Linked DNA regions of Mus musculus: regions 1, 2 and 3 are each linked to region 4. A link is a loop called in an ENCODE intact Hi-C map of the cell type or tissue named here. Cell type or tissue: heart. All regions are shown on one strand. Region 1 overlaps Hecw2 (HECT, C2 and WW domain containing E3 ubiquitin protein ligase 2). Region 2 holds the start of Hecw2 (HECT, C2 and WW domain containing E3 ubiquitin protein ligase 2). Region 3 holds the start of Ccdc150 (coiled-coil domain containing 150). Region 4 overlaps Hecw2 (HECT, C2 and WW domain containing E3 ubiquitin protein ligase 2).

Region 1 (5,000 bases), 60 kb before region 4:
TCCATGTTTTCACATTTTAGTTTTTTTATTTCAATTTGTGGTGTGTGTCCCCTCTCTCTCTCTCTCTCTCTCTCTCTCTCTCTCTCTCTCTCTGTGTGTGTGTGTGTGTTTTCTCATGTGTTTGGATATATGCATCTGGAAGCCAGAGGACAACATCAGGCGCCATCCTCACAATGACTGAGACAAGGTCTCTCCTTGGCCTGGAGCTCACCACTCAGGCTAGGCTAGCTGCCTACTGAGACCCAAGGACTGTCCCAGTCTGTTGATCCAGCACTGGAGTTAGAAGCACACACTGCCACACTCACCAATGGGCTAGAATGGCTGAGCTGTGAGCTCCAGGGATCCTCCTGCCCGCCCACCACTGCGGTTACCGTCATGTGCTGCTGATCCCAACATCTTACACAAGTTCTGGGGATCTCAACTCAGGTCCCCATGCTTCCGTGCCAAGCACGTTACTGACTGAGCTTCTCCTCAGCCCCAAACTCTTCTTTCTTAACCAACACTTGCCACAAGGCTGCACATCTGGCACATGTGCTTGTATGTAAGAATACTGTATAGCAAGTAGAAACTGCCACAAGGCACATAGCTCTGTAGACCTGCCTGGTTCTGGAATGGAAGTCACTCAATGCTTAATGCACCTTAGTCTAGTTCTATTAGAACCACACAGAGGTGCCCTCTTCTCTCTACACAAGGAACGCAGAACAAATTTTTCAGCAGCACGTGTACAAGACGAATGACAATAATGGGTTTTGATTACAAAACCCTTCTTTATCGTATTTTTAAAAACCAAAACCAAACCAAACCAAACCAAACCAAAACAACAACAACAACAAAAACCTTTCCAGAGCTGGGAGCAGAAGTCAGTTGAAGAGTGCTTGCCTATCACATAAACCCAAGGATTGATTCCTAGAACGTCATAAATTTTGCACAGTGTCGCATATCTGTAAGCCCGGCACTCAGAAGGTAGAGGCAGGAAGATAATAAGTTCAAGGTCATCCTTGGCTATTGGAACTTCAAGGTCAGCTGGAATACATAAAATCCTGTCTATCTATCTATCTCTGTGTCTCGGTGTCCCTGTCGCCTTGTGTCACCCATGGATAACCCCCTTTTGTTTTTAATTTTAATATCATTGTTACATCATGGTCTCTGGGACACGTCTCCACAGCTCGTCCACAGACTGCTTCCTTTGAAGAGAAACATGCTTTAGCACCTCATGCCCTGAAAGAAAAGCTTCAAATTTCACACAAAAAAAATAATAATCAATAAGTAACTTTCTCCAGGGGCAGATAATCTAACCTGCTTTAGGCTCAGAGTCTCAGCACTTTAAAAAAATATTCCTGGAGAGAGAAGCTGTACTTACCACACACAGTGAAGCAATCCACTCAAACGGGGCTGGTGGGGGAGTGGTGGTGGGGGCTTCAAAAAGTCAACAAGGGGACTTCCTGTTTCCTACAGAAGTTTCCTGTCTTAATCCCTGCACTGGTCTCCTGCACCATGCTGTCAAGTACTAAATATGGCAAACACAGCACACAGCTCACTAGTCACCACTGGTAACCAATGGAGAGGACTACACTGAAGAACTTCTCAGAGAGAGGCACAGAGAGGCACAAACCTACACTTGGACAAGGAAGTCAAGTAGGAGTCCAGACTTTTCCTGTACCTTACCTTTAAGAGTCCCCAAGAGTTCCTCTGTGTCTTTGCTAGGAAGAATCCATCAGCTCGATCCCGGCGCAGGAAGCAGCAAGAGGGATATGTCACATTCTGCTTAAAAGCATGCACCTGGCCTAGACCCTTGGCAGCTTCGTCACAGCGGCAGCCAGAACCAAGGCCACAGCAGGCCCGGAGTCCTCAGGTGTTCCTGGGGGCCTGCCAAGTCCACTTGGCTGATGCTCTGCCTCTCCCTGCTCCTCGGATGTTCTAGAAATGAAATACTAGGTAGAACTAGAGGTGACCTATACAGAACAGTCCTGTCCAGCTGAGAACAACACTGAGCTGCCCTGGCCACACATCAAGTCTTGTTACTGCCCAGGCATCCTAAGTGAAAAAACACATCCCATTATGTCCCTTCTGCTGAGGCAGATGTGGCCACTCCCTGGAAAGGGTACAGGATGTAATCGCCCCATCCTCCCCTCGGCTTCCTTCCTTTGCTTTTCCATGGGAGAATTCCAAGGAATGAGTTATACACACACACACACACACACACACACACACACACACACAGTCTGATAGAGTCTGGACAGAGAAGCTGCTCTCTGGAATCTCTAGTACACCACTCCCATTTATCAGCTATGGCCTTCCCTGAAGCTAGTGAATGGACTGGGAGCAGCCACATCAGTCCAGTGAGGAATCTGTAGACTTATCACCTCAAATTATTAAAAAGGACTAGAGCCTTTGCAAACAATATATAGCTTTAATGAAAGTCTCCAAACAGTCATCAATTCAGAAGTTATCTTCTGACCTTACTTTTAATGAATAAATGGCTACAATAATAAGTATAGCTAGTATCAGATTTATATGTACTATATGTAATTTAAGTAGATAGAAAATAAAATAATTCCTTATAACTCTCTAGACATTCTTCCTGTTATTTTACCCTCTCCTCTCTTCTGTATTAATCTCCTTCTCCCCTCCCTAACTAAAGGCCCCATTCCCCCCATCAAATCACTTCAACACTACTATTGTCTCTATCACTCCCCCTCCTATGACTTCATTCTGCTTTCCTGGTTTCCATAGTTACTCCAGGTTATGTATTCACATCTGAAGATTTGGAGCTCTCTGGGTCAGGACTACCTCTCTCAACATGATCTCTTCTAGGTTCATCCATTTACCTGACAATTTCATTTTTCTTTATAGCTGAATATTACCCCAGGGTGTATATGCTCCACATTTTCATTAACTATTCATCAGTTGAAGGACCTTCAGTTTGTTTGCATTTCCTAGCTGTTGTGAATAGAGCAGCAATGAACATGGCCTGAGCAAGCGTCTGTGGAGTAGGATGTCCAGTCCTTTGGGCATATGATGAGAGGAGTGGTATAGATGGGTCTCTCTTTCCAGACACACACACACTCTCTCTCTCTTTCTGTTGTGTGTGTATCTGTATTCCCATCTGAGCTGACAATGCTCCAACTCAAGAGCCATAGACTATTTAACAACAACAACAATTAAAAACCAACCAAACAACAAAACACAAAAAGGTGTGAGAAGCTCTGTTTTGAGTTGTTCATCAGGATTTCCAAGAGTCTGCCAAAACAGTACAGGCTGTTTCTGTTATACTCAGTTGCCTCCCAGAGGCTGACACCACCATGGATTTCATACACAAAACCTGGAGAGCCTAGATGGATCTGACCTGAAAGCCTCCCACCTGAAGACTAGCTTTTGTGATACCAGAAGGCAGCATGAAAACACTCAAGAAAGGGAAGCAACCAGGCATCCTACCTATCTAAGATCCCTATGAACTAAAGCAATGATTTGCAAGACATGATAGCCCAAAGGTTGTCATACTGGTGCATATACCTTGGCAGTAATCAATAGCTCTTCTAACTGGAAGGGACACTCAACAAGAAGAAAATCATGTCTGGTCCTGGAAACCTAGCCAACTACCCAAAGCTAGCCTTGGATAAAGAAGGAGAACCCACTTTATTAACCAAAAATAATTCTTAACTCTAAATAATTATCTTTATATCAACAGATAAGTATAGATCTCACCCTTCATCAAAGAAAAATTTCCTTATAGCAGACAGATATCACAGAAAACCACAACTGATTAAAATGCAGAGAGGAAGTGACCGTGTGTTGTCCAGCCCCAACTGATCTGCAGCCCAACCCCCCCACCCCCAACCTAAGCCTCAGGAATTATTTCAGAAGAGGCAGAAAGATAGCAGGAGCCAGAAGATAGGAAGTGTGATGTCAGAGCTCATCTCCTGGAAATAGCAGAAGCTACACATGTGAGGTCTCACCAACATGGCTGCCTCCACAGTACCCATGGAACCTCAATGGTAGACAAAAAACTACAAACAATTGAGGAATGCTGAGAGCAGGAGAAATGGTTGTCCCCAGAGCACACCAACTGGTCACCCAGTACCAAATGGCCAGCCCCGAAAAATACATACATGTAGCATATACAGACTTAGCAGACTATAGTTTTGTATTTAGGAATACACACACACACACACACACACACACACAATGAGAGAGAGACAGAGAGAGAGAGAGAGAGAGAGATACATACATGTAACATATACAGACTGAGCAGACTATAGTTTTGTATTTAGGAATACACACACACAATGAGAGAGAGACAGAGAGAGAGAGAGACAGAGACAGAGAGACAGAGAGAGAGAGAGAATAATTAAAGAAGTGGACCATGATTTTGAGAGAGTACATGGGAAAGGCTGGATGGAGGAAAGGCAGAAAATTTCAAAAATAAAAATATACAGCTTGTACCCTTGCCTCTTTTTTTTTTAAGATTTATGTATTCATTTTATGTATGTGAATACACTGTCACTGTCTTTAGACAGATGAGAAGAGGTCATCAGATCGCACTATAGATGGCTGTGAGCCACCACGTGATTGCTGAGAATTGAACTCAGGAATTCTGGAAGAGTAGTCAGTGCTCTTAACCACTGAGCCATCTCTTCAGCCCCCTTGTCTTATACTCAAAAGAGTTTGAGGGGGAATACCCAATTCAGACTCATTAGTATTTTAAATAGAAAAGTGCTCTGTGAAGCTATGAGCCCATCTGTATCACACCCTGCAATTACTAAGTACTTGCTGAATGCAATCTAAGACTATAAAACCTTTCCAACGCCTGCAGGTAAACAAGGTGAAATGTCCTAGTGTTGTGGTGAGTTTCCTGTGGAAGGAGGTAGATGGGGTGTCAGCTCTCCCTTACAGCTGGCAACTGCATTTTCTTCTGTGTTGTTCCTGTGACCCTAACACCCACTTCCTGGATGCTCTAATGATCCACTGAGCTATGCGAGTTCTGGTGCTGGAAAGCCCAC
Region 2 (5,000 bases), 160 kb after region 4:
TATAAGAAATAAAAGAATTAAATGTCATTGAGCAAGACTCAAAATGTGGTGTCAGCTAGGCATGGTGGTTCACACCTGTAATCCCAGTATTTTGGGGGATAAAGCAAAAGGAACTTGAATTCAAGGATAGCCTAGGCTATATAATGAGACCCTGTCTCAAACAAAGAATGAAAAGAACAGAGAGAAAAAGAAAGTGGAACCTGGGGTCAAGAGAGGGCTGCTGAATATAACCAAGACAGACTCCTTCATTTCAAGAGTGATCACATAATGACACTTTTAAAAGTTTGCAGTGACAAAATGGCACCATCATAGGCAAACCAGAAAGTCTGGTTACCTCTCTAACCTCTCTTTCACATCCTGATACAGTTTCTTGAGCCTTAAGAAGCAACCCTACCCCTGCAATAGCAACTAAACTTCATGCCTAGCAACAAAGTAACTTCAGTGCTAGCCCCTGCCCAATTCTAGCAGAGGTTCCCACCACCTCCTCTATTTCCAAGGAAACTGGCAGCAATTCGCTGCTGAGCACTACAAGCCAGCCAGAGTCCCAAGCCCCAAGCATGTTTTCTTTTAAAGAAGTAATTCATGACAGAAATGACCACCACATGAAGACACAGAAGTCAGACACAGACCTAATAGCAAGGATTTAAAGTATCAGATCATTGCACTGATGACCAAGTACACTCAATACCAGGCAGAGCCAAAAAGTCATCTCTCCTACAAAACACAGTCTCCAAGAAGGAAAGCCATTGTATCTATCCTCAACTACAGTAACAACTTGCTTGGATTTCTTTTTATTTGCTAAGGTCAGTGGTGTAAAAGTCTCAAAAGAGTAAGAATGCATGTTTTCCTCTTTAAGGCACACTGCCCAAGTTCTTCAGAGTTGAGTTTAAGCCTCTTGTACAACTTAATGAAACTCTACTTGATCACTAAGTTTAGTCTTGTGGCTGATAGATATCACTTTACTACAATATTTTCCCTCACATTCATGACAAAAGAAAACAAATTTTTTATCAAGTTGCAATCTAGAGCATGAAATGCCCACTAGCAATAGAAGCAGAAAACCTACAGCTAGATTACCAAATGTTCAAAATAATTTCAAGTTCCTCACTGACATCACAGTGCTTAACAAAGACCTCCTCCCAAGAGGCACCCTGACCTGTGACAGGGCCATAGAAAACCCAATGTCTAGAGCAGGTGAATCACTATGGAAGTAGAGGAACAGCCATAGATGAAAGTTTGGGCACCGTGCTAGAACACCTGCCAAGGAGATATGAAAGAAACAAACTCAGACTGATGCGGATGAAACTGAAGTCCCTGCAGCTGGGAGACATTATGAGTCCGAGGTGCCAAGTATATGCAAGGGCCAATAGAAATGGGACTGTTTTTTTTCCCAAAAAGTGGTAAGATACTTTTGCGTACAAAGGCATCTGTGTTGCTGTGACTGCTTAAACTGTCTTATCATAGCCGATGTAGAAATAAAACAAACAATTCAATGACAAGGTTTTAAACGTTAAAAAGAAAGAAATGGTTTAGGCTGCTGTATAACAAACGTCTCCTTTAAGAGGTCGAAATTATGTCTTTCTCGCCGTTCACCCACTCTGTTCCACCTCCCAATAATAAAGAGTACAATGCCCCTTTCTGCCTGGCTTCTCTTGTCTGCTAGGGACACCATCTGTCCCACACTATATAAACAATCTCTGCAGGAATCTTCTGATGACCAAACAGATTAGCAAGATCCAGGTCTTTACACCATTAATAATATCCCTATCCAATTAGGCCTCTTCTTCTCATAACTCCACACACAAACTTCAGAACTAAGCCTGCTTTGTTTGTAAGTAATGTGAGTAACATTTTAAAGATAACCTCTTGGCACATAAAGCCATCTGTTGGGGGAGGGGAAAGGGAGAGCCAGAGGCTGACTGACTCTCTAGGCAATAGAAGAAATGAGCCCTTCAGGGAATAGGAGAAACAGTAAAAAGAAAATCATATTTACAGGGCAAACAAATACACCGAATTTTTACAATTTCTAATAAAAGACTACTGGTTACTCTATTTTTTTTCCTAAATGACAAAATACCAAAACAAAAAAAAAAAAAAAACTATTCAAGAAAAGGGAAAAATAAGTTTTACACTTTGGCAAAGGCATACATACAAGAACTCCGAGTTTGCATGACTCTAGCAGAGCAAAGCAGAAATCTTATCCACAAAGGCTAAAGGCCGCGGTGAAGTTTGCCTCTTGTCCACCTCTGTCCATACGATCACCGACGCTGTCCTTTTCCAAGTTTATTATTGACCGAACCCTTATAACTCTACTCGTGAGCTCTCTGTGCTGACTCCAAAGACTCCCAACTCTCAAAGAAATAACTGTGCCTGTGACGGTGTTCCTAAAATTAATCATAATAAACGAAAGGCGGCTGAGCACCGCGAACGGAGAAGACCAGGCATAAGGAGCCAGACCTCTGCAGCTGCACGTCCTCCCAAACGTCTACGTCTAAATCTGCAGCCCGGGTTTGCTCCAGGCCCCAAGCTCCAGCAGAGGATGCTCACCACACATTCCAAACAGAAAGCAAACGCAGCCTCCTCCTCTCCCTCGAGTGATGCTCACGCGAGCCCCCAAGTCCCAGTTCCCGGGGATCACCGAATCAGCAGGCGCGTCCGGCGCTGGTGCCCGGCGCTTCAGGGGCAGAATGTCAAATGCATGACCGCACCAGGGCGCAAGGGAGCGAGACAAAGCCACCGCCCGCTACCTGCGGCGCGGGCGCGGGCCGCGAGCCGCGCACTCACCTGGGCAGGCGGGCTGCGGGTGGGGACCCGGTCGAGGCGGGAGCGCGCCCCGCAGTCGCCGCGAGCCGCCAGCGCGCGCCGCGGGGAAGGCGGGCGGCCGCGCGTCACGGAGCCCACCCTGCGCCCCGGGCCGGCGAGCGTCTCAGAGGCGGTCTTCGGCTCGCCTCTGAGCCGGCATGCTCACACGCCGCGACCCTCGGCGCTCCCGAGGCGGCTCCGTGCCGCCGCCCACCCGCGGTTACGCCGCGCGAGCCGCCGATTGTGTCGAGTCAGCGGCGGCGGCGGCGGGGACGCGCGGAGCCATGTCTCCCCGCGCTCGGGGCCCCAGGCGCCCGTTCTGCTCGCTCTCTAGGCGTCGTCCGCAAGCCGCACACCAGCTGCCCGCGTCCCTTCACCGTCACCTCCTCCCCCGCATCGCCACGGGTCCCCGGCCCGCTCACCTCCAGCCGCGCCGCCGCCGCCGCCGCCGCCTTGTCCGCTAGACGCCGGGGCAGCATCTGCCCGCACCGCGCTGGGGGCGCTGGGCGGGGGGCCGCCTGCACGTCGGGTACTCGGGAGCTTGACCGAGCAGAGCTGGGGAGAAGCGGCCAGACCCGGGCCCACGGGACCTCCCTGGGGACGGCGCTCCAGAGCTGGGCGGGTGGAGCTGGGCGGAGGACGAGTTAGACTGCGGAGCGAAGGACAGGAGCATTCCTATAGGCGTCGCGAAGGATGAAGGGGACCCGCTGAGGTCATGCAGACAAGTCTGTCCCTAAATCCCATTGGAAAGGGGAATCGAGGGTGTCATGCCTCAATTTCCCCATCTGTACAAGACAGTAACACTTATGTCACCCTGCACGGGGTGTGGTGAAGATAAAGAATGTATTATTAAAATCGCATGTGACTTAGGTCACTAAAAACTAAATTTTGCACAGATACTTGGTGCTTTCCGTCTATTTCTTCTGAAGCATCTTTGAGTTAGTCTTGTTTTAGGGGGGAAATGTATAATGCTGATATGACTGTGCCCCACAGTACTTGATGGTGCCTATCAAAACATGGAAGAGTTACTTAGTTTTATAGCTTAACTATATTTATGCAGGAAGTACAATAATAACATCTTCACCCCAAGTAATTGATATCTGTGTTTTTTGAAAGTGTGTGTTCAGTATTCTATATCTTCTCAACTCTACCTTTCTAGAAACAGTGGTTCATATAGCTCCCTCACCCACAAAGAATCTTTGTGGTTCCTGGATCCTGGCAGACCCCAAGACAAACCAGCCATCATAGTCTAGACCACAGTGAGGGGCTGTAGGTGAACTTATTAGTCCAGACATTTGTGTGGGGCTTTTCTAGGGACTATTCAGAAAATGTAAAGCTATTGAAACTAGTATGACTATATCTGGAAAATAAGAGCCAGGCAACAAGGACCTCTGCAGTTTGCCAAAAGCCAACTTTTGAAAGGTTGAGATGGAGAAGACGGCTCTGACCCTTGAAGGAGGATCTCCCTTTTTATTTCAAATTAGCTTCAGTTACATTCTATCGTGGGTCACAAAAAAAAAAAGCCCTGATGTCTTTGTCTCTATATGTATCATCACAGGCATCATTGATGAACCTCATCCAACCAAAGGTCCAATTCCAGTGTCTATTGTCAGTACTAGGGCTAGTCTCACCTATAATAGGAATCTCATGGGATGCCATGAATCGGTCTCTTTGTACAGTTTAGATCCAGCGAGCCCACACCTGCAAAACTTAGCATCCATATTGATTAGCCACTATCACAAACCTATCTTTTAACTAAAGAGTATAAAAACAAATAGAGGGTTGCTATGCATGCTCTGGGTTGTTTTGTTTTCTTAGACTCAGAAAGGAGTCTCAACTGTCTAAAACTTTCCAATATATAAACCACAGTGACAGAGATGACAAAATTTATAGTAAAACCATACTAAAATTAAAAGACTCCAAACCCTGATTGTTCACCACCATTCAATGTGGGTCTCCCCTGATAAGGCCCCTGACTGGGCCTCAGCCTTTGTTTATCCCATTAATTCCGATGAAGAACTCAAACTAGTCAACTGGCTTAACATTGAAAAGTTTTCCTTTATTATTAATTGAAATACTTGTCCCATCTTACAAGACTCCAGCATTTAATGGTTACTTTCTCACAGTACTTACATGGCCATTAACATCATATGTGACAGTGTCCTAACCTTTCATTACCCTACATTATCTCCTTTTTC
Region 3 (5,000 bases), 210 kb after region 4:
CTCTTGGGTGAATTTGCTTCCTTTTTTTCTAGAGCTTTTAGATGTGTTGTCAAGCTGCTAGTATGTGCTCTCTCCCGTTTTTTCTTGGAGGCACTCAGAGCTATGAGTTTCCCTCTTAGAAATGCTTTCATTGTGTCCCAAAGGTTTGGGTACGTTGTGGCTTCATTTTCATTAAACTCTAAAAAGTCTTTAATTTCTTTCTTTATTCCTTCCTTGACCAAGGTATCATTGAGAAGAGTGTTGTTCAGTTTCCACGTGAGTGTAGGCTTTCTGTTATTTTTTTTGTTATTGAAGATCAGCCTTAGTGCATGGTGGTCTGATAGGATACATGGGACAATTTCAATGTTTTTGAATCTGTTGAGGCCTGTTTTGTGACCTATTATGTGGTCAATTTTGGAGAAGGTACCATGAGGTGCTGAGAAGAAGGTATATCCTTTTGTTTTAGGATAAAATGTTCTGTAGATATCTGTCAGATCTATTTGTTTCATCACTTCTGTTAGTTTCAGTGTGTCCCTGTTTAGTTTCTGTTTCCATGATCTGTCCATTGGTGAAAGTGGTGTGTTGAAGTCTCCCACTATTATTGTGTGAGGTGCAATGTGTGCTTTGAGCTTTACTAAAGTTTCTTTAATGAATGTGGCTGCCCTTGTATTTGGAGCATAGATATTCAGAATTGAGAGTTGCTCTTGGAGGATTTTACCTTTGATGAGAACGAAGTGCCCCTTTTTGTCTTTTTTGATGACTTTGGGTTGGAAGTCAATCTTATCAGATATTAGGATGGCTACTCCAGCTTGTTTCTTCATACTATTTGCTTGGAAAATTGTTTTCCAGCCTTTTATTCTGAGGTAGTGTCTATCTTTTTCTCTGAGATGTGTCTCCTGTAAGCAGCAAAATGTTGGGTCTTGTTTGTGTAGCCAGTTTGTTAGTCTATGTCTTTTTATTGGGGAGTTGAGACCATTGATGTTAAGAGATATTAAGGAAAAGTAATTGTTTCTTCCTGTTATTTTTGTTGTTAAAGTTGGCATTCTGTTCTTGTGGCTGTCTTCTTTTAGGTTTGTTGAGGAATTACCTTCCACCTTGTTTTTTCTAGGGCGTTGTTCCCGTTCTTGTATTGGTTTTTTTCTGTTATTATCCTTTGAAGGGCTGGATTCGTGGAGAGATAATGTGTGAATTTGGTTTTGTTGTGGAATACTTTGGTTTCTCCATCTATGGTAATTGAGAGTTTGGCTGAGTATAGTAGCCTGGGCTGGAATTTGTGTTCTCTTAGTGTCTGTATAACATCTGCCCAGGCTCTTCTGGCTTTCATAGTCTCTGGTGAAAAATCTGGTGTAATTCTGATAGGCTTGCCTTTATATGTTACTTGACCTTTTCCCCTTACTGCTTTTAGTATTCTATCTTTATTTAGTGCATTTGTTGTTCTGATTATTAAAAATATGGAACGCTTCACGAATTTGCGTGTCATCCTTGCGCAGGGGCCATGCTAATCTTCTCTGTATCGTTCCAATTTTAGTATATGTGCTGCCGAAGCGAGCACAAGTCAACATTTTAAAATTAGTTGAAAATTTGGAGGGAGATCAAAAAAAATAAAGTGTGTCTAGTCTCTTCAAAGACAACATTAGAAGCAGAGTATGGCAATATATGTTTGAAACTATCATTCAGGAGGTTGAAACAGGAGAATTTTCTTGAGTTCAAGGCCAACCTAGACTATATTAACATGACTCTCAAAAAGTAAAAACCCAACAAACAAATAAACAAAAATATCCACCCAAACCAACCACAAAATTAGATGTTGAATGTGATGAATTTTCAATTAAAGAGAAACCGAATCTCTAGCTGATAAATTTATTATCAATATTGAAAATTTTAAATCCATTTCTCCAACTTTGCAATTGTTTGACCTAAATTCTTACTTGCCAGGTGATGGACACAAGAAGTGAAAGGCACCGACTTAATTCAGTTTAACTCTCTGACTACTGCCTAATCGGGAGACGTGAGCTTGTGAATTTTCTCATCTCACCAAAGCCTGAGGCTTTTCTGGGGAGTGCATACATGTGTCCTTCATCTGTTCTACAGAAAAATCTTGTTGAATGGAAGTGAAATCATATATACACTGAAAATTACCAGCTTTTTTTTTTTTTTTTTTTTTTTTTGCACTAATGCGTTTTCATTTTTATGTTTAAAGTTGTTTTTGAACAAAGGCATTTCTTTTCATGGGTCATTCACAGTCTTATGAATGTCTTAACAGCTGTGGCTCAATGGGCAGGTATCCTCCCCCCTGCTCAGGAGGCCCCAGTCACCAAAAGAATCAGAATAGCATTTCTGTCAAGACACCTGCGAAGTGACAACTCTCAGACTCAACTCTCAGACTAGGTTTATCAGGTTTATTCCCTCAGCCAGAAGGAAGAGCTTTGATTGCCCTGTGTGGGGTACCAATCATTTGGTCCTGTGTCCTGAAACTCAGGTGAAGTTGAATACCACGTTCTTAACTATAGGAGGGTTTTCACGAAGTGTAAACACTTTTAAGGCAAAACTGAAAAACATGACACCTTTTTTCTCCTTCCCCGGCTTTTCCCTTCTTTCCCTTCCTTCCTCCCTTTCCACCGGCTTCGTTTACCTGTCAACAAGGAATCAAAATCTACGCTGAAGAGACAGAAGACTAGAGAGTAGCGTCTGCGTGGCTTACTCTCTACCTGATCGTTATGAAAGAGGACCGAGTGGATTCTTTTGACAAGAACGAGCTGATTTTTTTTACATTCTTGTGTTCATTAACAAAATATTTGTTAGTTTCTCATAGTTCATACGTTATTTGGTCCTCTGGTTCTCCAACAACTGAAAACATCTGATCTTGGCCTCTTCTTGCTTCCTGCAGGGTGCGCCTAGTAATTAGGGCAAAGCCGACCCAATCGAGGAGAGGGCAGCAACTACGTTTCCCAGCGTGCTCTGCTGGAAACACAATGGAGTTTGGCGTCATCCGGGTCACGTGGTCTCGCGTTTCCCGGAGCACTGAGGGATTCCGGCCAGGGTCCCTCCCCAAGTGGAGGGCCCTGCTGGGCCGGGAAAACTACACTTCCCGGCATGCCTCACCTCGGGTGCGCCTGCGTGCCGGAGCAACCCTGCTGGCGAGCGGGTTGGTTTAAAGAGCTGTTTTAGTTCCATGGAAACAAACTTGCTGCCTGGAGGACCGAGCTACGGGCTGTTGGATGAATCAGGGGTGAGGCTGCCGGGCCCACACAGGAAACTGAGGTGGGCGGCTTAGGGGGAGAGACCACGCCTCAGAACAAGGTTCCTTTCCCTCCCAGCCCGAGTCCAGTCCGGCCCTGGAGACCTCTAGAGCCTCGGTTTACCTTGCTTCAGCACCCTGCCTGGCTGTGAAAACAAGCCAGGTTAAGTTGGCCTTGGTTGGACCACAGCTGCAGAAGGGTGGCCAGCCGCTGAGACCTCTACTTTAGTTGCTGTTCCCCATTTAGGTATACAGTTAGTTGAAGGTTCCTGGCGAAGGCTTTTTCAACATTAAGGCATGGTTTTCTGCCACTTGTTATCCTCCCTGGTTTGCTTCCTGGACGTGAGGCGTCTCCATTTGTATTTGTACACTGTTTCTTGCTTGAGCGGAGATAGATGTTTGTTAAGTATTGTCGTGTTTGGCACCCACAACAGCCAAGATACTATGCTAGGCTCAACAACACCAACAAAAGGATTGTAACCCTACGTGAATCAACGTGGGTCAAACACAGATTCTTGGGGTTTTGTTGGTTGGTTGGTTGGTTGGTTTGTGGACTTCCCCCGTGCTAGGGAATTATACACAGGGACAAATAAAGGGCTATTTTAAACTAGCTGCTTTCCAGGCACCATTTGGGACATAACACACACCCGTTTCCTTCCTCCGACAGAAATTGCATGCTCCGCGACAGTAAGATCCATTCTGATGCTGACAGCAGATATCTAGAAACCCTTTAGAGACATGAATACAAATGTGGTGTCTCTCAGTCTATGCTACAAATGCCATAGTACGATTAATGCCAATAACCCCTTTTGCACACGACTTGGTCCATGGTTTGATGAAGACAAGCAGGCACTTCACCTGCATAGGACTAAATTCTATTTTGTCATCTGAAGAGAGAGAACTGAAGCCAGAAGGTAGAAAGGAACATACAAGACCTAAGATGGGAGGAACCTGGGTTATTGCACAGCGGAGTGCCTGCCAAGACCATTTGGTAGTGTGTGCCTGTAATTCTAGCCTTGGGAGGTAGAGACCTGAGGAGAAGTTTAAAGTCATCCTCACATCGAGTTTGAGGGAAGCTTGAGCTACACAAGACCCTGCCTCAAACCTAAAATAAGTAAATAAATAAACCGTAATGAGATGCATTTATGTATTCCTTCCTTAGCAGACCCTTCCTGGTAAGCTTGTGTGTTTTTTGAGATCCCAGAAAGGCAGCTTTTTTCTTTTGCTGCCTCCTTTCTCCCTTTTTCTGGTTCTGACACCAGCCAAAAATTTGCCCTTAACACTGGTCTCTGGAGAGGCCTTACTCCAGCGACCTGGGTAACTCCTCGTGCACTCCCGTGGACAGGCTTGTCTTCTGTCTTTACTTTTTGACTCAGAAGCATAGCTTTCTCATTCTCCCTTTCCCTCCCCTGACCTCCCCCCCCCCCCATTTTTTTCCCTCTTCCCTTTTCTTCCTTTCTCTTCCCCTCTGTGTGTGTGTGTGTGCACTCGTATGCATAGGTGTATATGTCTTTGTGTCTATTTGTTTGCGTCTACATGCAGGTCTTTCCTGAACACTCCTTACATTATTTTGAGATAGGACCTCTCACTAAGCCTGGAGCTTACCAATTTGGCCTGCATAAGCTATGGCATCATGAAACCACCAAACTGGGCCATTTTGTGGCATTTTTTTTTCCACATAAATGACCATTTTTCAGAAAGCGATTTACAGATTCAATGAAATCCCAACCAAAACCCTCATCTCACTCTTCAGAGAAATAGAAGAAAAAAAAAAAACTATTCT
Region 4 (5,000 bases):
TTACCCCTTTCCTTGTGGAATGCCAATGCTCACCTCTTTTCCCTGAGAAGTAAGGGGAAAAAGAGCCTTTCCACCCTTGAAAAGTAATGGCTAACCCTGCTTAAAGTCAGGCCTCTGTCCACTCCATTTGAAGACCCAGGTACACCAAATCGCTCCTCCCTCTTTTTTTTTTCTTTCTTTCTTTCTTTCTTTCTTTCTTTCTTTCTTTCTTTCTTTCTTTCTTTCTTTCTTTCTTTCTTTCTTTCTTTCTTTTATTACGTATTTTTCTCAATTACATTTCCAATGCTATCCCAAAAGTCCCCCACACCTTCCCCACCACTCCCCTACCCACCCATTCCCACTTTTTGGCCTTGGCGTTCCCCTGTACTGGGGCATATAAAGTTTGCCTGTCCAATGGACATCTCTTTCCAGTGATGGCCGACTAGGCCATCTTTTGATACATATGCAGCTAGAGGGGACCTCATGAAACTGCAAAGCTTCTGCAAGGCAAAAGACACCGTCAATAAGACAAAAAGGCCACCAACAGATTGGGAAAGGATCTTTACCTATCTTAAATCAGATAGGGGACTAATATGCAATATATATAAAGAACTCAAGAAGGTGGACTCCAGAAAATCAAATAACCCCCTTAAAAGATGGGGCTCAGAGCTAAAGAAAGAATTCTCACCCGAGGAATACCGAATGGCTGAGAAGCACCTGAAAAAATGCTCAACATCCTTAATCATCAGAGAAATGCAAATCAAAACAACCCTGAGATTCCACCTCACACCAGTCAGAACAGCTAAGATCAAAAATTCAGGTGACAGCAGATGCTGTTGAGGATGTGGAGAAAGAGGAACACTCCTCCATTGTTGGTGGGATTGCAAGCTTGTACAACCACTTTGGAAATCAGTCTGGCGGTTCCTCAGAAAATTGGACATAGTACTATCGGAGGATCCCGCAATACCTCTCCTGGGCATATATCCAGAAGATGTCCCTCCCTCTTTTCAAATACAGCAGTGGCCTTGTGACTCCAGAAATAAGTTACATTTAATGCTACTGATGTGACAGACTGACTAGGCATTTTCATTTAAGTCCTCGTTTGTGTTAGCATATCCCTTAAGGGTTAGAGATAACTGCTTCTTTCTACTATTTCCTGCCAGAGATCTATGAGAATTCTAGAAGTTAAAAAGTCAACTACCTGAAAGTTTAAAATTCACCAAGTGGGACTGACACGGAATAAAGAAAAGGGGGAAAAGGCTAATAAACTTAAGGATGGATAGAGCCAGTGTGGTGGTCCACTCCTATTACCTCAGCACTTGGGAAGGGAGGTGAACAGAAAAGAATCAGGAATTGAAGGTCATCTTCAGCTACACAGCAATGTCAGGCAACTTGGGACACAAAAGACCCTGTTTCTAATACCTGTGTGTGTGCATGCATGCGTGCATGCGTGCATGCATGCGTGCATGTGTGCATACATGTCTCTGTGTGTCTGTGTGAAGGAGGAAAAGGAGGAGGAGGAAGATGGATAAGAAGAAACTAGGAAATGTGAATATCATGGAGAAAATAGATCTATGAAAAATAGGTCAAAACCACAAATACCTTGTAGAACAATGTGAAATAATATAATATAGGTTGCAGTAAAAAGTAAGAATACTTAAAACACACACACACACATACACACATGAAGAAAATATGAAGTCAGGCAGTGGTGGCACATGCCTTTGATCCCAGCACTCAGGAGGCAGAGGAACCAGATCTCTATGAGGTTAGTGTGGTCTACAGAGTTAGCTCCAGAAATACACAGAGAAACCCTGTCTCAAAAAAAAAGGAAAGAAAGAGAGAAAGAGAGAAAGAGAGAAAGAAAGGAAGGAAGGAAGGAAGGAAGGAAGGAAGGAAGGAAGGAAGGAAGGAAGGAAGGAAGGAAGGAAAAAGTGGCAAAGTTTCCCAAATTCATCAAAATCATTAACATAAACTTCACATATTCCAGCCAATGTAACTAAAATAAAATTTGCATATAAATATGTCATAGTCAACACTGATGGAAACAAATGTAAAGAACAATGGTGATTTATGTGAGAGGGATAGAAGCTTCCTGAAGAAGAGCTAACACTTGCAAGAGATTCACTTCCCACTCTTGCTTTCCTAGCTTAGGAAACTCTGACACAAACTCCTTCCTCAGCAGGTAACGCACAAAACATGAGAACTATGGCCACTGTGCTTTTGTTCCTTACTTAACCTGATTAGACAGGAAAATGTAACAGTTTGAGGGGATGAACAATAAGAAAGTATGAGAAAATAGTAAATAATCCGAGTTAATGCCCACCTAACTCTAGAAGACTGTCGTTCACATATGTAAACTTAATCTTATACGAGAAAATAAAAATTAATTATTTTTCCAAGAAACATCATATAAAACATTTTAAACCACCATTTTTTATTTGCAATGTCATAGGAAGACTTAAGTTTTTTTTTATTATTAAAATATCTAAAATGTAAAAAAAAAAAAAAAATGGAGCCCAAAGGGAGACTGACATCCTACAAACTGTACGCTCTTTTACGGTCATAATAACATGAACAAGGACTTTAAATTGCATGCCTTCCTCATTTTGACTATATAGTTAAATACACCCAAAGAAAATAAACAACTTTAGAGACTTTTGCCTACCACTCTTTTTGTTACCATAAGAGGGGGGAGAAAAAAAGTTACTAATTCATTGAAATTTTTTCTATTCTGGATTTTTTTTCCCGCTATCCAGCATGGTTAATCATTTAGAGCTCCAAAGTTACAGAACCCATATTTTTTTCAAAAGAAAATTCTTAGTCCCCAAAGAAGCCCAGTTTCAGTGGGCTTATCATTCTAACAAAAGTTCAGCAAGGATGCAGGTTTGCAGGCTTTTCAAAGTGGGACCAGGGGACTCCTGGGGCAGATGGAGCTCTGCTGTCCATGCACTGCTGTGAAGGACCCTGTTCTCATCCCACTACAGAGATGAAATCAAAATAACGGCAGTCAAAAATGTCTCCACACCAAGTGTCCTCTAGGGGGCAAAATGAGCCCTGCCTAGGAGGCCAACACAGGACTCCTTGTTTATTCCTTACACAGCAACCAAAACAAGACGCTTGACTCATAACTTACAGTGAAATCAATATCAGGTATCAATTTTAGAATCATTTCCTTCATTCAGAGAAAAATTATCCAACTGTGAATAACGCTGGATTATATTATTATGTTAGATTTAAAATGTATTTAAGATTAATTGGGCCGGGCAGTGGTGGCACATGCCTTTAATCCCAGCACTTGGGAGGCAGAGGCAGGCGAATTTCTGAATTCGAGGCCAGCCTGGTCTACAGAGTGAGTTCCAGGACAGCCAGGGCTACACAGAGAAACCCTGTCTCAAAAAACAAACAAACAAAAAGGAAGAAGAAATAACAACTAACTTGTATTTTCTGGGATATTTCATTCATCATTCATTCACATATGAATAACAGATTTGAATATAGTTAAACAAAGCTGGGACTGTTTTCTCAAAACAAATAGGTAATATTTCCCATTCATAAAAAGATACCCCAGGCTGCAGATTGTTTTAAGTGAAATCAACCTGTGGAGAACGCAAACTGTTTTCCTATCAGTTTAACAGTGTTCATAGGTGTTAAGGACCCCCTCTTTCCAAGTCATGACGGTGTCTCAAGAACAACAATAAAGGGAAGAGAAAATCCAGCGGTGCCCACAGGGGCTGACATTTAGTTTGGTAGAAATAGAACCACAAGATGCTTGTAAAGGAACAGCTGCCTCTCCTCCCAAGGAACAAAGAATGTGCCCAGAATCTGCTTTGTCTATTTGTGTATGAAAACCTTCTCTTCCTTTTTATGGCAGCAGAAAACACAGAACATTACCATCTCAGAGTTAAAAGCCATGCTGAGCCACATGCAAGTCTTCACCCAGACTCACCTATGTGATAGAGTCCTATCCAATCGCTGGGGTCAACCTCTTCCTTAATGTCCCAGAAGATAATGAGGTTCTGGGCTTGCCCCAGCGTGTATTCGTACATGCTGGCAGTCAGGCTGGAGCGGCTCTCAGAAGTCACCAGATCCGTGTCACTGTTGGCCCGCTGTAGGGCCATGTTCTCGGGCATTGAGTTCTGGGCTGCCAGGCTCTGGAGGTTCTCTGGGCTCAGTGTGTACCGCATCTGTGGATTTCGACGCCGCACAAAAAGCAAATGCTCCCGGGCTGAGCTAGCCATCTTGTCTGCCTCTCTGAGGTTGTTTTCCTACAAAGCTGCAAGAGACAGACAAGCATAAAACATCAGTGCTAAAAGGTGAGGAGTTAGTATTAAACATCCCAGATATAAAGCCTGAGATTTTATTAAAGCCTCAGCATACAATAATCTACTGTGGAAATAAAAGACACCATCCTACAGTCACCTGATAATATCAGAAATAACGTCTAGGACAGAGATCACAAGATGGCCAGGCTGTCATACACCTCTGGCCCCTGGTTTCTCTTAGCACAGCTTTTCCAAGAAAGTGAAAAGGAGGGACTTTTCTAGCATCCCTCTTAGATCCATGCCTTCCTACATATCCCACCACCCTCTGCCCCCTTTCTATCCCACACGTAACTAAATTTTCAACCAGTAAGATACATGCTAAATGCAGACAATGAACGCTACTGATGTACTGCTCACTGCTTCACTTCCCCTGCCATGAGGAGCGTAGCTCACTGGCAACATCTTCAAGAGCTTGCGCAAATGTGGCCCCTGCACTTAAATACAGAGGAGGGGGCATTATATCCAGAATGGCAACATCCTGGAAGTAAGTCTTTATGTTTCTCTGTAAAGTCCGATTTGCCATATGATCACTCACCTAGCCCTTGTCCATTCCCCCTAATACAAACAAAGCTTTCACAAAAGCAGCGATTCTCATTTGTTGTCACTATGTCACAGTGTCTACAGTGGCATTGGGATCCATATCGACGAGGAAAGGCGAGCATCTTTAACCCAGAGACTCGGTGGCATGACTCACGT

Evidence for each region. Peaks named below come from ENCODE experiments on the same cell type or tissue, not always from the same donor. Only the 100,000 strongest peaks of a DNase experiment are listed, where the experiment ranks them.
Region 1: a loop joins it to region 4, with 2.2 times the contacts of the local background. A loop is called at or near these places in 2 of 42 quality-filtered maps.
Region 2: a loop joins it to region 4, with 12 times the contacts of the local background. A loop is called at or near these places in 8 of 42 quality-filtered maps.
Region 3: a loop joins it to region 4, with 2.5 times the contacts of the local background. A loop is called at or near these places in 3 of 42 quality-filtered maps.

Annotation. Positions count from the first base shown.
Region 1 is chr1:53,976,530-53,981,529 of GRCm38, forward strand. The region is part of intron 2 of Hecw2 (HECT, C2 and WW domain containing E3 ubiquitin protein ligase 2); the gene reads right to left. Among named protein-coding and RNA genes, the nearest start is that of Mir7681, 130 kb to the left of the region's middle. In heart, no CTCF peak of the experiment used is centred here; a DNase peak (open chromatin) is centred at 2,092; H3K4me3 peaks cover 1,756 bases; H3K27ac peaks cover 1,674 bases.
Region 2 is chr1:54,191,752-54,196,751 of GRCm38, forward strand. It overlaps Hecw2 (HECT, C2 and WW domain containing E3 ubiquitin protein ligase 2), which reads right to left and starts at 3,283. Exons shown (of 29, transcript NM_001001883.3): 1 at 3,225-3,283. In heart, a CTCF peak has its summit at 2,668; DNase peaks (open chromatin) are centred at 2,620 and 3,380; H3K4me3 peaks cover 1,931 bases; H3K27ac peaks cover 1,511 bases.
Region 3 is chr1:54,247,678-54,252,677 of GRCm38, forward strand. Ccdc150 (coiled-coil domain containing 150) reads left to right here and starts at 3,006. Exons shown (of 28, transcript NM_030025.2): 1 at 3,006-3,208. The coding sequence starts at 3,152. Gm51622 (a long non-coding RNA gene) reads right to left here and starts at 2,936. Exons shown (of 3, transcript XR_003947818.1): 1 at 2,612-2,936. It overlaps Gm25829 (a small nuclear RNA gene), which reads right to left and starts at 1,531; the gene lies at 1,425-1,531. In heart, a CTCF peak has its summit at 3,085; a DNase peak (open chromatin) is centred at 3,004; H3K4me3 peaks cover 1,564 bases; H3K27ac peaks cover 1,324 bases.
Region 4 is chr1:54,036,273-54,041,272 of GRCm38, forward strand. Hecw2 (HECT, C2 and WW domain containing E3 ubiquitin protein ligase 2) reads right to left here. Exons shown (of 29, transcript NM_001001883.3): 2 at 3,929-4,255. The coding sequence starts at 4,220. Among named protein-coding and RNA genes, the nearest start is that of Hecw2, 160 kb to the right of the region's middle. In heart, a CTCF peak has its summit at 3,015 (motif pointing right); no DNase peak of the experiment used is centred here.